Linked DNA regions of Homo sapiens: region 2 is linked to region 1. A link is a loop called in an ENCODE intact Hi-C map of the cell type or tissue named here. Cell type or tissue: stomach. All regions are shown on one strand. Links, peaks and the distances in the headings refer to the core of each region. The heading gives the core; the rest is flanking DNA.

Evidence for each region. Hi-C counts contacts between places; a loop is a spot of excess contacts. Peaks named below come from ENCODE experiments on the same cell type or tissue, not always from the same donor. Only the 100,000 strongest peaks of a DNase experiment are listed, where the experiment ranks them.
Region 2: a loop joins it to region 1, with 2.8 times the contacts of the local background. A loop is called at or near these places in 12 of 110 quality-filtered maps.

What each region holds. Positions count from the first base shown.
Region 1 is chr13:27,965,385-27,973,713 of GRCh38, forward strand. It overlaps CDX2 (caudal type homeobox 2), which reads right to left and starts at 3,931. Exons shown (of 3, transcript NM_001265.6): 1 at 3,082-3,931. The coding sequence starts at 3,622. RefSeq lists enhancers at 398-1,089, 1,090-1,781, 3,166-3,857, 5,934-6,581, 6,582-7,228. In stomach, for the core only: no CTCF peak of the experiment used is centred there; DNase peaks (open chromatin) are centred at 3,137 and 3,837; H3K4me3 peaks cover 3,175 bases; H3K27me3 peaks cover 8,000 bases.
Region 2 is chr13:26,943,275-26,951,603 of GRCh38, forward strand. No RefSeq gene overlaps it. Among named protein-coding and RNA genes, the nearest start is that of USP12-AS1, 180 kb to the right of the region's middle. In stomach, for the core only: a CTCF peak has its summit at 3,841 (motif pointing right); a DNase peak (open chromatin) is centred at 3,887; H3K27ac peaks cover 1,500 bases.

The DNA of each region.
Region 1 (8,329 bases), core at 59-8,058:
TCCAGATTTCCAGGCCTACCAGAGATGGAAGCCCACCCCGAAAACAGCTGTCATTGTGGGCACATGTTGTAGAGGGGGTGTGGGGGTTACTACTTTGCTTTACTACAAGTGGAAAGCGGGGCTCAGGAGCTGACAAGTCGCCAGAATCATCCCCCAGACACACCAGGCCCATCAGGTGGAATTCTGAGCTGGGCTCTGGCCGAGGGAACAGGCAGAAAACCCCTCCTGCTGGGGACACTTTATACCTGCCCAGACCAGGTTTGGCGTTTGGTACTTTTTCTTTTTTGATCCTCCATTTATTCCTGCTGCAAATCCGGCCAGAGTTATCCTGACCAGTGATCTATGCTCATTGGATTGAGTCAACATATTAAATCCCAGATTGATTGTTTTACTGAAGGGCCTTGACAAATAGTGTCCACAATGTTGGAGCAGGCCCGAGCCTGGCGTCTCCACCAGGTCTGTCTTGGCTCAGCCCTTGGCAGAGCCCTGGCCAGAAGCTGTTCTCTCTGGCTCCGTCCCACTTTTGGGTCTTCTTGCAGCTGAACAGGTTCAATCGCCCAGTGCCCAATCCCACAGAAAGATCTGAAGGGCCTGGGAGTTGCCTGGAGGTGTTTAATGCCCCGCAGGCTGACTTTGTTCAGGTAAAACCCTTTGCAAACCACAACAAAAGCGTCCTGGGAAGATACAGGCCTGATCAGAGGGAGCTCCCCCGAGCCGCTGAAAGGCCAACACAGCCGCAAACAATGCAGGACAAGGCGATCTTATCAAAGAAAAGCCCTTTCAATGCCTTAATAACAACCACATTCTGTTTGAATTACCACTACTGAGCAAATGGCGGCCCCGGCTTTCATCCCCCTCCCCGCCAGGCGCATTAACATAAACACGACCCTGCAGGCGCATTTGAATGGGGCTGCGGCCCCGACCCCGCGCCTGCTATGAAAGTAAAGGGAACTAACGCGACTTTCTCCGCGGTGGACGCTCGGACACGCGTGACCGCCTCAAACCCACTCCAGGCTGCCATTGGTACTCGCCCCTTTTTACAGATGAGGAAATGGAGAATCAGACCGGGTCACGCAGATAGTATCAGGCGGGGTTGGCACCGGAGCCTGGCTGGAGCCACAGAGGACACCTCCGGAGCTGAGGCGCAGGGCAGTTCCCTCAGCCGAACACCCCGGGAGGGAGACTCGCCTGGAAGTGTCTCGGAGCGACCCTTGCTCGGGTGCTGCCCCTTCAGTGTCCCGGACGTGCCGGGCAACGCGATGACCAGACCCTGAGCGCTCTTCGACCCATGCCCCAAGGGCCTTGGAGGCGCCCCACACCCCCTGGGAACCTAGGAGCGGGGCTATGGAGGGGAGGGATGAGAGGGACTTGTCAGAATTCATTATTGACTGCGAAAGTCACCACCCTCTTTCCGGGCCCTAAAAGAGACAATGGCAGGGCTGGGAAGGTGTATATCAAAGCAAGCCAGGCCGCGTCCCCCCCTCCACCCCCACACCTTGACAGATGACGCTCCGCAGAGGAGCCCGGCTCCGGCCCGCGGGCTGCGGCCACCCCACATTAACATCACAAGGGCACCCGGCGCCGACTGCGGCCTTGCCACCTCGGCGCAGGACTTCACAGCGGCCTCTCATCTGCTGACCCCGCGGCCTGGGCTCTGGCGGCTTCCCTCCCGCCCCCTTCCCGGCCCTCACCCCGCGGCCGCTCTCCCGGGACACGCAAAGGTCTTCCTTAGGGCGTGCGCCACCCCCGCCAACCGCGCCCCAGACAGGGGCTGTAGAAAGTGGGTCTTTGGGAGCCAGGATCTGGGAGCCCCTGCTAGGAGAAAGGCGCCTCCTCTAGGAGAAGGGACCAAGCCAAAGCTCTGAGGCTCACCCGAGGCTGATCTGTGGCCTTCTCCCCGGTCGGCGGCATTCCCACCAGGACTCTCCCTAGCATGTGCACAGTGACGCAGAAACCGATGCCCAGAGACAGCCCCCAAAGGGCGCTTTGATTTATACAGTTGTAATTGGCTATAAACTTCTGCAAAGTGCCCATAACCAGCGTGCCTGCCCAATTGGGGCATCAAGGAGCGAAGCAAGAAAAGCGGAAGCGCTGAGGGCTGGGGAAAGACTTTAAAAGGGGCACTCAACTAGGACTCTCCCCACCGCACTTCCTTGCCACCTCTAGGCACACTCGAACACCAGAAGGGGCAGACCCAGAGTCAATGAGCCCCACAGTCCGGCAAACCTAGGATCTTTTTCAGTTGCACACACACACTCACAGACATCCCTGACACCCTTGAAAGGAAGCTTTGGGAGAAATGACCCCTACCTGGAGCGGCGGCTTAATTCCCACCAGGGTTTCCTCCCCGTCTCCCTGCTCTCTCCGCAGACGCCTGCCCCTAGGCTTCTTGCCCCTAGCCTTCCAGCTTTTGCTTGAAATGACCCCTTCACAGGTCAGAGGTTCAGAGACGGGGCGCGCCCCCGTCGCCTTAGCAGCTGGGGCTAGCACCTTCTTCCCAGCGACAGCAGCTCTCCCTGGTCTGCCTGCTCGCTGTACCTTGAATTGGCCCGAGTGGCCAAACCCGGTCCCACACACAGCCTAGCCATCCTCCGACCCCCCCAGGTCACTTCTCTTCTTAGATGGCTCAGATGGGGAAAGAGAGAGCGGAGATAAATGGCCTAGACCTAGCCCAAGAAGGTTCGAGCCTCCCTCTCTCCTCGGCGGCCAGGAGCCACGCAAGGAATGCATGCCGCAGCAAGTGCCGGAGGACGCGATTCTGCCGGCGTCCAGCAGTGCTCACGCCGACATTCCCCGGAGCTTCCCGAAGGTGTCCCGGGGTTGCGAATGAGGAGCTCTTGGAAAGAGGACGCCTGAACACGGTGTTGAGACTCAGAATATTCACTCCCAGGCTCAGTAGGTCAGAGAAGCCCCGACGGGCCAGAGGCCCCCGAATTTGTCTCCGGGCCGTGCCCCTCCTGGCGCCGAGCTCCCAGACAGCCCGGGACGCCCCTGTGCGCACTGGACGCGCGACGCGCAGCAGCCACTGGCTCGACCCGCGCCTTCCCAAGCACCCTCCGAAGGGGCGCAGCCTCTGCTTACCTTGGCTGCCGAGGGACTGCTGCGCCGGCTTCCGCATCCACTCGCACAGGTTCCGCCGCTGGCCGCCGGGAGACAGCTGCTCGGCGGCAGCGGTGGCGGCGGGCCCAGGAGGGCCGGGGTTGAGCGTTTGCAGCAGCCCAGAAGCGCAGGAAGGCGCGGCGGCCGGGTGGTGCGGGTGGTGATGCGGGTGGTGGTGCGGATGGTAGTCTGCGGGGCTGCTGTAGCCCATGGCTGCGGCCGGGGAGCCACCGTTGAGGCCGTGAGCCACGGCGTTGGCGGCGGCCGCGGCGCCTCCGGGCGCGTAGCCATTCCAGTCCTCCCGGAGTGGGGCGCCATACGCTGCCGGCCAGGATGGCCCCGGGGACTGCGCGCTGTCCAAGTTCGCTGCCGCTGCAGCTGCGGCCGCCACGTGGTAACCGCCGTAGTCCGGGTACTGCGGGGGGCTGACGAAGTTCTGCGGCGCCAGGTTGAGGCCGCCAGAGTGGCGCACGGAGCTAGGGTACATGCTCACGTCCTTGTCCAGGAGGTAGCTCACGTACATGGTGGCGAGGGTCCGGGAGCAGACCTCACCATGCTGCCTGGGGACCGACGCTGGAGGCTGCCGGGGGGCACGAAGGGAAAGGGGCGAGGGGACTCGAGGAGCGGCGGGTGGCTGCGCCCCAGCCCGCGGTGCTCCGCTGGCTCCTCGCGGCTCTTCTGCCTCCGAGGCGGTCCCTCCCTCTGGCCTGCCTCCTCCCTCCCTCCCTTTCTTCCTTCTTTCCTCCCACCTCCTTCCCACTAGGCTGCAGAGGCGGGGAAGACCCGCCACAGGCTGGCGTGCGGAGCCCCAGGCCGGCGGCCTTCCGTGATTAACGAGTGTTTACAAGACTCTATTAGTAATGACACAGACACCAATGGTTGGAGACGTCGAGGCGCAGCGCGCACTCTACGCACAACCCCTCGAAACATAATTTGCATTTTAAAAGATAAAGGGGAGGGAGGCTCGTGAGAGGGCAGCGACCTGACACAGCTAAATATTCAAACCTTTATTGTTAAGAGCTTCCTCCTTCCAACCTGGTGCACTTTAACCTCCAATCACAGGTTCAAAGAATGAAATCAAGAGACTTACAAAAGAGAGGGGAAGAGAAAAGGCTATCTTGGTAGGAATCTGAGCTTGGAGACAGGAGCAGTGGTTGTTTATGCATTTGCAGGGAAGAGGGCGGTCAAGAAACTCCTTCTGTCCCAAAGAGAAAAGAAAAGAGAACCATTGCTTTGATGAGAACGTTTCTGACCAACCTGGTAGGTGACAAGCAGAGAGCCCTAAGAGATGGGCCATTCCTTCCCGCCCTGTGCTCCTGGCCCGGACGACTGCAGCCCCAAACAACTGTCACCTCCAGTTATTTTCTTGCCCAAGGAAATTACTCGCCCTCCGCACAAGACAAATTATGATCCTAGATTCAGGCTGCATCTCTGACTTCATCTTACATTTGAAATTTGAGTTAAATTCAAGCGATTTATTGTTAAACGTTTACATTCAAGAATCAGAAGTTTTAAACTACAGAAGTAATGGGCATGTGGTAGAAGTTAGGCTAGTGGTTATTGGCGTGCATAACTGGAGGCGAGCTAGGGGATCGTTGGTAAAGCAGTTTCTTAGGCTGCTGGTTACACAGAATGTCAGTTTGTGAAAATTCATTGAGCTACACTTGTATGTTTATTATACTTAAATATAAGGAAAAGAGAATTTCTGCTAATGCTTACCTAGGTATTTATGTGTCTTACATCATACCTGTATCTTTAAAACTCTCTGTCCTTTACAAAGGGAAACGTTCTCCGAAGAAATTTATTTCTCATTTCCAGGAGATGATAAGGCAACTCAGGGCCATTATTAACGACTGCTAATGAAAAGCTCTGAGTTGAGAAAGGATCTCTCTTGGTTTGGGAAGCGCTGCGGCCAAGGGGCCTAGGGCTGGAAGTGGCCGTCTTGGGGACCGAAGCCGCGCAGCCCGGGATCGGGAGCTGCCCCGACAGGAGCGCGGAGGCGGCGAGATTCGGCCCCCGCGCGCGCCCAGCTCGGTTTCAGCAACCGCGTGGAGTGGGCCTGCGGCCGCCGTTCACCTCCTAATACAAGCCTTTGACAGCGCTGCCAGATTCGGGAATGAGGATCACTGCGGCGAGGCCCGGCGGGCTGGGCAGCCTGACTCGGCGGCTTTGAGCGCTCTCAGAACCCGCGGGCGCTCGCGGCACTCCTGGAGACCTGCACTTGTCTGTTCTCATTGTCAAGCGTTTCGCTCGGATATTTGTCACCATCGCCTTCATCCTGTCATTTCTAGGGTGCTCTCCAGTGTCCTTTATCTCCCTTGAGCCTCACATCCCCCTAGGATCTAGAACAAAATCTGGGAGGTGTTTTTATCCTCCCCATTTTACAGGTGACAACCAGCAACTTGCCTCTGCAGACACCTGAAAGCGATCAGAACTAGCCTAGGGCTGCGGGATCCCCTGTTTTCTGGTTCCTCCCACCCTTCGTGTTTGTAAGGAAGAAGGCTGGAAATGGGGGTGGTGGGGTACTCAGGGGCCAAGGAGCTGTGCACTCAAGAGGTGGGAGACCGAGCTGGTCCTCCTGGGGGACTTCCAGCGCCTGGCCTGGACAGCCGAGTGTCATCGGACTTCCTGAGAAATACAACCGGAAGCAAATTGCAAACCCCGTTACAAAATCCGAATCATTGAGAGAAGGGCAGTAGGGGAGGTCCGCAGACCTGATGGGGTGGGAATGTGGGAGGTTAAGTGGTGGGCACTTCGAACTTTTGATCTAGCAAACATCTTCCTCCTCTTCCTGGAGACACAATTCCCCTTTCCATCCCCCATACCATCCCCGCTCCCAGGCCTGAGCTCTGGAAGCCGAGGCTGAGGCTCCAGCCTATGTCTTCGGAATGCGGGCATTCTTTGGAACAATCGCTTTATTAGGGACAGCCATTCCCTCCGCCCTGCGGTGGCCGCTTCCTGCTTTTTTATGGCCCAGGCTGCCGGCCGCTGGCTAATTGTCCCTGTTTTCCAGCTGTGTCTCTGTGCTGTGCCCTGAAGACGTGGCTCTGGCCTGCTCATCCAACTGCTTTGGGAGTGGCCAGGGCTGCTCTGGCCCCTCAGGTCAAGCCAGGCCTCAGAGCAGGCCAAGCCACAGGGAAGCCCGAGGCTCACTTGGAGTGCTCCAGCCATGGAAAGGAAATCATTGTGAACACGAATGTTTCCCTCATTGCAAAAAATGGGTCTCCTTAGCAATGGCATGGCACAGCTGTGGTCCCAGGGTCTAGACCTGTTCGGTGAGGGGAAAGGAGCTGGTAAATGATGTCCTCGGACAAGCTTCTTAGAATGTAAGCGTCCCCATACATCCTGGTTGCTCTCAGCCAGGAGAGGGCCCAGCTGGGTCCCTGAAAAGGCAGGGTTGTGGGAGCAGTCAGAGAGGGGTAGAAGGTGGCTGACAGAACTCTAGGAGCCTGGTTGTCTTGGCATTTAGACAGCCCTGGCCCCTAGCAGGTTGGTGCCCCATGACTGGCCTCTGGAGATTCGCTCTGCTCAGGGGCAGCCTCTCCAGCTTCTAAGTGCAGGCCTGTGTCCCTGGGAGGAGGCAGAAGCCACCCACATCAAGGCCCCATGCAGGGCTTTCTTAGTCCTAGGCCCCAGGTGCTTGGCGTCTTTCTTAGGAGCCTTTTGGCCTGCACTGAGAAGCCCCCAGGAAGGGACAGGGATGGTCATCCCTAACCCTCGATGCCAGAAGGGCCCTTCTACCCTGTAAGTCCTGCTGCTGGGCCAGAGAAGCCTGTAGCAACTCACTCTGGGAGAGGCAAACTTGTTTGGGAAGCTTGGGCCTGCGGTTGGCCTAGGGCTGAAACTGCAACCCCACAGAGCCAGAGCTAGAGCTGACATCTAAGGGCAGCAAAGGGTGGGGAAAAAAAGAGACCCTGGTAAATGAAGCAACAGTAAAACTGCAGGAGTGGCCACGATCAGGTTATCAAAAGGATGCCTCTGTTACTGACAGAGTAGAGGCCATTCCACATTCTTCAGAGAGGGTCCAGGCATGCAGGATCCTGGCTGGTGGCAAGGGCAGGGGCCACAAAGGGGGTGGGAAGCAGGAGGCTGTTGGAAGGGCGGGCTGCCCCTCCAAGCAGATGAAAAACTCCTGAAATCCAGACATCACTGACACAGCTCCCTCCCTGTTCAAAGGTCCTAATATTTGCTCTGACTAAGGGGACCATGCTCTGCCCGATATTTGTGGCTCCTGGAAACTGGGGAGCCCATTGGCTAACATAACCCAGTTAGGGCAGGCCATCTCTATCCACCTTAGTATGTAGGTTGACTTTCTGAATCTTTTTTAGATCAAGAAAATTGTCCAGCCAGGCACAGGGGCTCACACCTGTAATCCCAGCACTTTAGGAGGCTGAGGCAGGAGGATCACCTGAGCCCAGGATAGCAAGACCCTATCTCTACAAAAAAAATTGAAAAATTAGCTGGGTGTGGTGATATGCACCTATAGCCTCAGCTTCTTGGGAGGCTGAGGTTGGAGGATGGCTTGAACCCAGGAGTTCGAGGTTACAGTGAGTTATGGTTGTGCCACTGCACTGTAGCCTGGGTGACAGAGGGAGACCCTGTCTCTAAAAATTTTTTTAATTTGAAAAAAGGAAAATAAAACTATCCAAATAATATAGTCCTTCTATACCTTGCACAGGAAACTCTTACCTTGCATTGACCTGAATTCCAGGGATAATTAAGGAGGAGTGAAAAGGAAGAGAATGTCAGCTTTCAAAATTATTCAGCTTGGCCATCTATACTGATGTGGAAAAACAGCTCAATCTCTACTTAATTTGGAGTTTAGGGAGTCTTTCAGCCATTGCACTCAATCAGCCATCTACTCACACAAAGAAAGGCTCAATAATGGTTGGTTTGACCCCAACAACCCTGCCTTGCCCTGCCACAGCCCACTCAGCTAACATCTCTGGGAAGGAAATCAATGACATCGTCCTTTCTGTAGGGCCTCCGGAGAGTCCGCCACCTGTCCAGCCCCATCAGGCCACAGTGGATCCCAACATGTCCATCCTGAACAGCAGGGAGGGGCCGCAGCTGCCTACAGCCGCCCAGGCTTCATTCACAGAAGCAGATGTCTCCTTGCCCAGTGGAGTGAAGCATATTTTCTTCCCAAGCAAACTGGGTGTCTGACCCTCTCTACCTGAGGAAAGGTTTCTGAATTAATTGGGAGGTCATTGTGGGCTAACATGTTACC
Region 2 (8,329 bases), core at 50-8,049, 1.0 Mb before region 1:
CAAAACAAAGAGGGATGGATGCTTTGGCCAAGGTGATTGGGTGAAAGGGCAGACGCGGTGTTGAATGTTTGGACTTTTGAGAATTTCGACTTTTAGTGCCCATTTTTTTCCTATTATTTTCGCATATCTTTTGGTCTTGGGGTGTCCTTTGCTTAGAAAGCACTTAGGAATGTGAAATGGGAAAGAGAGAGGCTCAGAACAGTGACCCAGAACCAACAACCAAGAAGCCTGGGAGCTATGGTCCTTAAGAGAAAGAAAGGAAAGACATATTATCCTCCAGCTGTTCAGCCTAGCTTACTAGGGTAGGAAGGAGGCAGGAATAGAGGGAAAATGCCATTATCAGGAAAAAAACACTGGCCATATGGCCAGGTGATCTGCAGTGCACTCTCCCTGCAGAATCTCAGCCTTGTAGACGGGCCCTAAAGACTTTTTTTTTTTTTTTTATGAGCCAAGATGGAAACTTACTGAAGGTGCAGCGTTTTGTTTCTTTCATCTTTTGAGAATAATTATGCTTTGCTATTCTTTTTGTCTCTTTACTCCCTACTCTGTTTCTTACATTCATTGATTTATGAAAATAATACTAACTGAGCATTATCTACTCCAGGCGTCCTCAACCACAGAAGTCATAGTGGTGATTAGGGCCGGCATGACCTGGCTTCTCTTCCTTCCTCTCCTGCCAAGCTCCACGCCTGATTCTATTTCCATTTCTAGCTCCATTTCTCCCCCATTCAAATCACCCCATCCCTCTCCCTCCCTATGCCTGTAATGCACTTTTCACCCAATCAGCACATACATATTGAGTGCCTCTGGTGTGGCAGACACCAATTGGGTCCTGGAGTACAGCAGTGAACAAACAAATAAGTTTCCATCTTTCAGAGGCCTCACACACTAATGACCCTGAAGAACCTAGACAGGTCAGATCTCAAAACATAGTAAGCACCAAAGACAGTTCACTCCATATTCAGATTGATTTGGAAAACAGAGTGAGCTGACCTCCAGGCTGGGGAGACAACTTGGTCCAGCTATTGGGGACTGCAGAGAGCAGAAGAGAAGCGTGTGTGTGTGTGTGTGTGTGTGTGTGTGTGTGTGTGTGTGTGTGCGTGCGTAGGAATTTCCCTTCTTGAGAGACCCTATCAAGTCACTAGACTGGTAGAACAGATCAAAGACAGACATAATATTTCTGGTTTTCAGGAAGACCATTTCATAATATTTCAGGGAGAATGTTATCGTCAAGATGAAGTAATTTGGATTGTGTATGATTCAGGTAAGTGTATTAATAGCTGCATCTGTCATATCCAAAGACTGTTGATTAAAGGATTAATGTCTATTAAGAAATAAAATTATTTTTCCATTTGGTCATTGAGTTCTGTCTTTGACACTGTTCTGATACACACAATTTCCAAAGATGTCAATGAAGACAACCTATATACCAGCAGGCGACATACCTGTGGATGGAGCCACAGGTAGGCCCCAAGAAAGATGCCTGTGCCACTTCTTCAACATTGTACAGCAGGTTCTAGTCAGAGCAGTTGGGTAAGAAAATCAAATAAAAGCAATTGGAGGGTAAGAAATATAGCCATCTCTGTTCACAGATTACATGATCTTGTATACAGGAAATTCTAAAAAATCAACTAAAAACTAATCAGACTAATAAATGAGTTCAGCCAAGCAGCAGGATACAAGATAAGAGGCAAAAATAAATTGTATTTCTATACATTTGCAATGAACAATAAAAAATGAAATGATAAAAACAATTTTAAAACTTAAAGAAGATCTAAATATATGGAAAGACATCCCATAGTCATGGATCAAGAGACTTAATATTGTCAAGATGACAATACTCGCCAAAGTGATCTACAGAGTCAGTGCAATCTCTATCAAAATCCCAGCTGACTTCTGTGCAAAAATTGAAAAGCCAATCCTAAAATTTATATGGAAATTCGAAGGACCCAGAATAACAAAAACAATCTTGAAAAGAAGAACTGAGTTGAAGGGCTCACAATTCAATTCCTTATTTCAAAACTTACTGCAAAGCTATAGCAATCAAGACAAAGTGGTACTGGTATAAAGCTAGACATAAAGGTCAATGAAAAGGAACTGACAGTCCATAAATAAAGCCTCACAATTACAGTTAATTGATTTTCATCAAGAATTTCAAAACAATTCAGTAGAGCAAAGAATGGTGTTTTCAACAAATTGTGCTACAACAAATGAATATCCATATGCAAAAGAATGAAGATGTACATTTATCCCACACCATACACATACACAAACACACACACACACACACAACTCAAAAGGGATCAAAGACCTAAATGTAAGTGATACAACTGTAAAACTCTTTGAAGAAAGCATATGACTAAATCTTCATGACCTTTGATTTGGCAAAGGCTTCTTAGATATGAGACCTAAAGTATGAACAACAAAAGGAAAAACAGATAAATTGGACTTCATCAAAATTAACACATTTGTCCTTCAAAGGACACCATCAAGAAAATGAAAAGACACCTATTGAAAGGAAGAAAAATTTTGCAAATCATATATCTGATAATGGGATTGTATCATATATCTGATAAGGGAATTGTAAAGAACTCTTTGCAACTCAATAACAAGAAGAGGAACCACTTGATTCTAAAATGAGCAGAAGACATGGCTAGGCATTTCTCCATGGAAAATACACAAATGCCCAGCAAATACATGAAAACATGCTCAACATCATTAGCCATCAGGGAAATGTGAATCAAATCATAATGAGCTACCTCTTCACACCTACAGGATGGTCAGATTAAAAATGACAACAACAGCTGGTGACAATGTGGGGAAAGAAGCGTCAAAATATTAAACGTAGTTAACATTTGACCCAGTAATTCCATTCCTAGGTATATGCACACACAAAAAATGAAAACAGGCTCACACAAAAACTTGCACATGAACGTTCATAGCAGCATTATTCAAAATTGCCAAAAAGTAAAAACAGCTCTAATGTCTATCAACTGACGAGTGCATAAATAAAATGTAGCACATTCATACAAAGGAATATATTCAGCAGTAAAAAGGAAAGAAATACTAATACATGATAAAACATAGATGGGCCTTGAAAACACTAAGCTAACGAAAAAGGCCAGCCAAGAAAGACCACACAATCAAGTGATTCTGTTTATATGAAATGCCCAGGATAGGCAAATCCACAGAGACAAAAAAGTAGCTTAGTGGTTGGCAGGGCCTAGGAGAGAAGGGGAGATCGAGGGGTCACGGCTGAAGGGTATGGAATTTCCTTGGGAGGAGATGAGGGTGTTCTAAAATTGTGATGATGGTTGCACAACTCTGTGAATATAAGAGCTAAAAACTATTCAATTGTACACTCTAAACAGGCGAGTTCACTGGCATATGAATTACATCTCAATGAAGCAGTTATGAAGAAGAGAAAGAAGGAAGAGAAGGAGAAAAGGAAGGAAGGAAAGAAGGGGAGGAAGAAAGAAAGGAGAGAGATTCCTGCCCCAAAGACCTTCTTAAACTAAAGACAGTTGGAGAACACACTCTAGGCTCAGATGTGTCCTCATTGTGTCCGTGGGTAAGATGAATAGTAATTAACTCTCCTGCCAATGTCCCCTGCCACAGCTTCCTCTGAGCAGCAGGGTCTGGGACAGGCAAAGGGAACAAAGACTGTATCTGCCATGGCCTCTATCACTTCAGGGCACAATGCTGACTCTAGTCCCCCAAGTAGTATAAAATACTTTTGATAGAGCATGACTTTTTACCTACGCTTGACCAGAAATGGATCCCTGTGTAACCCTGTGTACAGAAATTACTAATCCTAGCTTTAGGATGAAGTTGCTATTGGTACAAATAGCCACAAGATGACAGTGTCGTCCTACTCAAATTCTTAACACAAGGCCCTGTCCTCAGCTCCTCTTCATAAGAGGTGTAAATGAAGTGATGCTAGTTTCCTGCCCTTCTGAGAACACTAGGCTTGAATTGTATTTGAATCAATTTTTTTTTTTTTTGAGACGGAGTTTCACTCTTGTTGCCCAGGCTGGAGTGCAATGGCATGAGCTCGGCTCACTGTAACCTCCAACTCCAGGGTTCAAGCAATTCTCCTGCCTCAGCCTCCCAAGTAGCTGGGATTATAAGCATGCACCACCACGCCCAGCTAATTTTTTGTATTTAGTGGAGACAGCGTTTCACCATGTTGGCCAGGCTGGTCTCAAACTCCTGACCTCAGGTGATCCACCCGCTTCGGCCTCTCAAAGTGCTGGGATTACAGGCATGCACTACCACACCCTGCCATGAATCAATTATTATAAAATAACTATTAAAGTATTAGCTAAATGAGAAGGAATCATGCTTAGGATTAAATAGCCCTTCTTTATTAAACCTTCTTACCAAAAATGTGATGGGAAAACTATTCAAGAATGAAAGCAAAGATTGCATTTTGATGGTTTCAACAGAAAAATGGATAAGCATGATATGGTTCATACAAGCAATGGAACATGATTCAGCCTTAAAAAGGAAGGAAATTCTGACACATGCTACTACATGGGTGAACCTTGAGGACATTATGCTAAATTAAATAAACCAGTGCAAAAGGAAAAATATTGTATGATTCTACTCATATGAGGTATTTAGAGTAGCCAAACTCATAGAGACAGAAAGTAGAATGGTGGTTGCAGGGGCTGGGGGAAAGAGCGGGGAGTTGTTTAACGAGGACAGTTGCAGTTTTGCAAGATGAAAGAGTTCTGTAGATAGTGGTGATGATGTGAATGTATTTAATGTCACTGGTGCACTTAAAAATGGTTAAAATTGGTAAAGTTTATGTGATGTATATTTTACCACAATATTTAAAAAGTAAGTTACTTTTAAAAATTTTCAGAATCATTTTTTGGGGGAGCATTGAAAAGTCCTCAGATGAGATGGTCACTCCCAGAATGAGGCAGAGAAGCGGGAGGGGAAGAGGGTGTCTGGAGAAGGGTGGGCACAGGCCCACCAGCCCAAAACATCCCTCCCCACCCTTTGCTGACCCCGCTCCTCTCGAAGCTTCTGGCCACCCTGCTGCTCAGCAGCTCAGATCCAGGTGGCTGAGGGCCACTCTGGATGAGTACAGGAGTCACCAAAATTCACATTTGGGTAATAGCTTGAGTCAAAAGGTGCTGAGAGCTTCCATTAGGACTGACCTCTGGAATGGGCCCCTCACCGGGCCTGCGTCCACCCCACTGCTGTCCTCTGGATGAAAACTAGCAGTTAGGTCTACAGGGTGATGCTTCCATTGAGCGCTTTTGTTCCCTCCGGCACTGTTGTCAGAGCAGATGACACCCCTCACCCCTCACCCTCTGGAAGCTCAGGGTGGTCCCTCCAGTGTCTCTAGGCCCTGGAGTCACACACTGGCCCCTCCAGGCTCAATGGCCCCTGGGGCCCTGTAAAAAGGAGGTAGGCTCTGCAGTCAAGGTGACCTTTCTCAGCTGCAATTTTGATTTCCCCTGAGGAAGGCCCCAAGGAATCCAGGGCTGTGTAAGGAATCCTGGCCCTTCATGCTGGGAGCCAGGATTAAGAATTCCTATACACAGGGCTGCCTAGTTCCATGTCTAGTCAAGGGCAGGTAGAAAGGCACACCCTATCAAAAGTATCAACCAGGCCCAATGGCATGAGCCTGTAGTCCCAGATTCTTGGGAGGCTGAGTTGGGAGGATCATTGAGCCCATGGGGTGAGGCTACAGTAAGCTGTGATTATGCCACTGCACTCCAGCCTGAGTGACAGAGTGAGACCCCCCATCCCAAAAAAAAAACAAAAACAAGTATTTTCATTATTTGTACTGTGGGGGGCGGGGTGGCAAAGTCTGTGTGTGATGATGGTGGATTTGGGACGGTGATTGTCCACAGCACAGGTGAAGCCACTATGCAGAGGGAAAAATCTCTCCCAGATGCCCCAGCACACAGGAACACACACTCTCACGCTTGCACACACGCACCACTGGTCATTATTAAATCGATGTGATTAATATGTGCACGGACAGGCCAGGTGCAGTGGTTCATGCCTGGAATCCCAGCACTTTGGGGGGCCGAGGTGGGTGGATCACAAGGTCAGGAGTTCAAGACCAGCCTGATCAACATGGTGAAACCCCATCGCTACTAAAAATACAAAAATTAGCCAGGTGTGGTGGCGGGCACCTGTAATCCCAGCTACTCAGAAGGCTGAGGCAGGAGAATCACTTGAACCCAGGAGGTGGAGTTTGCGGCGAGCTGAGATCACGCCACTGCCCTCCAGCCTGGGCAACAGAGCAAGACTCTGTCTCAAAAAAAAAAAAAAAAAAAAAAGGGTGCACAGACAATATAGAAAGCCCCTGAGGAGCAGATGTTTGCAGCCTCTGTGAAACTATCTGGTATAGAAGCTTTCCTATTTTTCTCTGGGAACAGTGATGTCACAACTCTGCAGAAGCACCTCCAACAGAAGCCGAATCAGAGACCCGGGGAGGCCTGTGCAAAATGCTCTTCTCCCGGGCAGGTCCCAGCCCAGGCTACCGTTAATATGTAAACACCGAGAGCTAGAATGACCAGGAGGCAAAGGGAAAGAGAGCTAATTAGATAAACCTTCATGCTTACAACCCCATTAGTTAATTAAATGATCACTTTACTGTGCAGAAAGTGAGCTGTCAGACTAATCCAAGTGTTACCAGCTTTATGGGGTCCGTGGGCCCTTTACAAGCTTCCTCTGCTCCCAAGTGTCAAATTGGGGCTGTATTGATAGATAAAAGCAACATCGAGCTGCTCTGATTGCGGCCTTTCCCTTCGATATCTTTATACTGTGCTATAAAAGCCTATTATACTTAATTTAAAGAGTGAAAATTGTTGACATCTCTTTCAATTGCTAATCTTTAGGAAACAATGAATGGAATATTATTTGAAAGGAATAAAGTGCTCGCTTTATTGGAGAGTAGTAAAAATCTAATAGTTGGCAAAACAATATGGTGTTTACTCTTCAAGATAGTTGGGTTTATTAGCTTAAGCGATTGAGAGCATTTTACAGTCAGCCTCAGCCCTCTTGTGTTTAGGTTTTACTTGGGTTAGAGCACCCGAGCTTTTATTTGTTGTCGTTGTTGTTGTTTTCCTTTTCTTTCTTTTTTTCTTTACTCTTTCTTACTCCCCTCCTCCCACCTGGAAAAAGATCAAGGATGACACTTTTAAGGAACCCGTTAGCAAATATGCCATATATTCATTGAGCCAAAAAATATCCTGCAAGTGAAAAACATGTTTTGTCAGATGCTAAATCCTTCATGGGTGGAATGTTCTGAAATGACAACTCACCAGGGCAGGAGGCCGGGAGCTCAAAAGTGTTATGGGGTCTGGGAGCCAGGGCAGTGGATCTGTGAGTACGCACTGCCCTGACCCCACCCCACAGCACACACACGCACACACTCCACCACGGAAGGGGAGGGCTCGAGGCTGAGTTAGAGCTTCTGCCAGCCCCGAGAAGGCTCTGGGTCACCTGTGTCCCTCTATTCAGCACAGAGGGCCCACCTGCCTGCATCCTCCACCTCCTGGCGTCCCGGGAGGGCAAGGACTTTAGTACTTGATACGTGATTCAGTTACGTCCTGGGAGCCCAGGAGGGAGCTTAGCACCCAGGTGTTTAATAAGCACTTCTAGAATGAGGTAGGAAGTAAGGAGACACTGAACCAGAGAAAGTGTGACTTTTCACATTTGAGACTTAGGGCTCTTGGTTTTCACACACAGGGTCAGGTATCAGGGGCCCAGCCAGTAGTTCCCCAATCTGAGCGCGTGAACGCTGCTGCACACTCCCTGACTGGGGAGGCCTGCGGAAGGGCCCCAGGAAACACACTTTGTTGTTGTTGTTGTTGTTGAGACAGAGTCTCGCTCTGTCACGAGGCTGGAGCGCAGTGGCGCGATCTCGGCTCAGTGCAAACTCCGCCTCCCGGGTTCAAGCGATCCTTCTGCTTCAGGCTCCCGAGTAGCTGGGACTACAGGCGTGTGCCACCATGCCCAGCTAATGTTTGTGTTTTTAGTAGAGAGGAGTTTCACCATGTTGGCCAGGATGGTCTCGATCTCTTGACCTCATGATTCGCCCACCTCAGCTTCCCAAAGTGCTGGGATTACCGACAGGAACCACTGCGCTCAGCCAAAACACACTTTTAACAAGCACACCAGCCAACTGCAAATGTTCAAATAACTTGGTTTCAGCAGAGGCTACTTTTCTCCCGTGGCCAGGTGCAGAGAGGCCGATGTGCACATCTGCTGCTAAGCTCCACCTGGGGTTTCCTGCTGCCAGGCTGTGGGTTCCAGGAAGGCCTGGCCCAGGACCCTAAATCTTTGCCATCTCTGC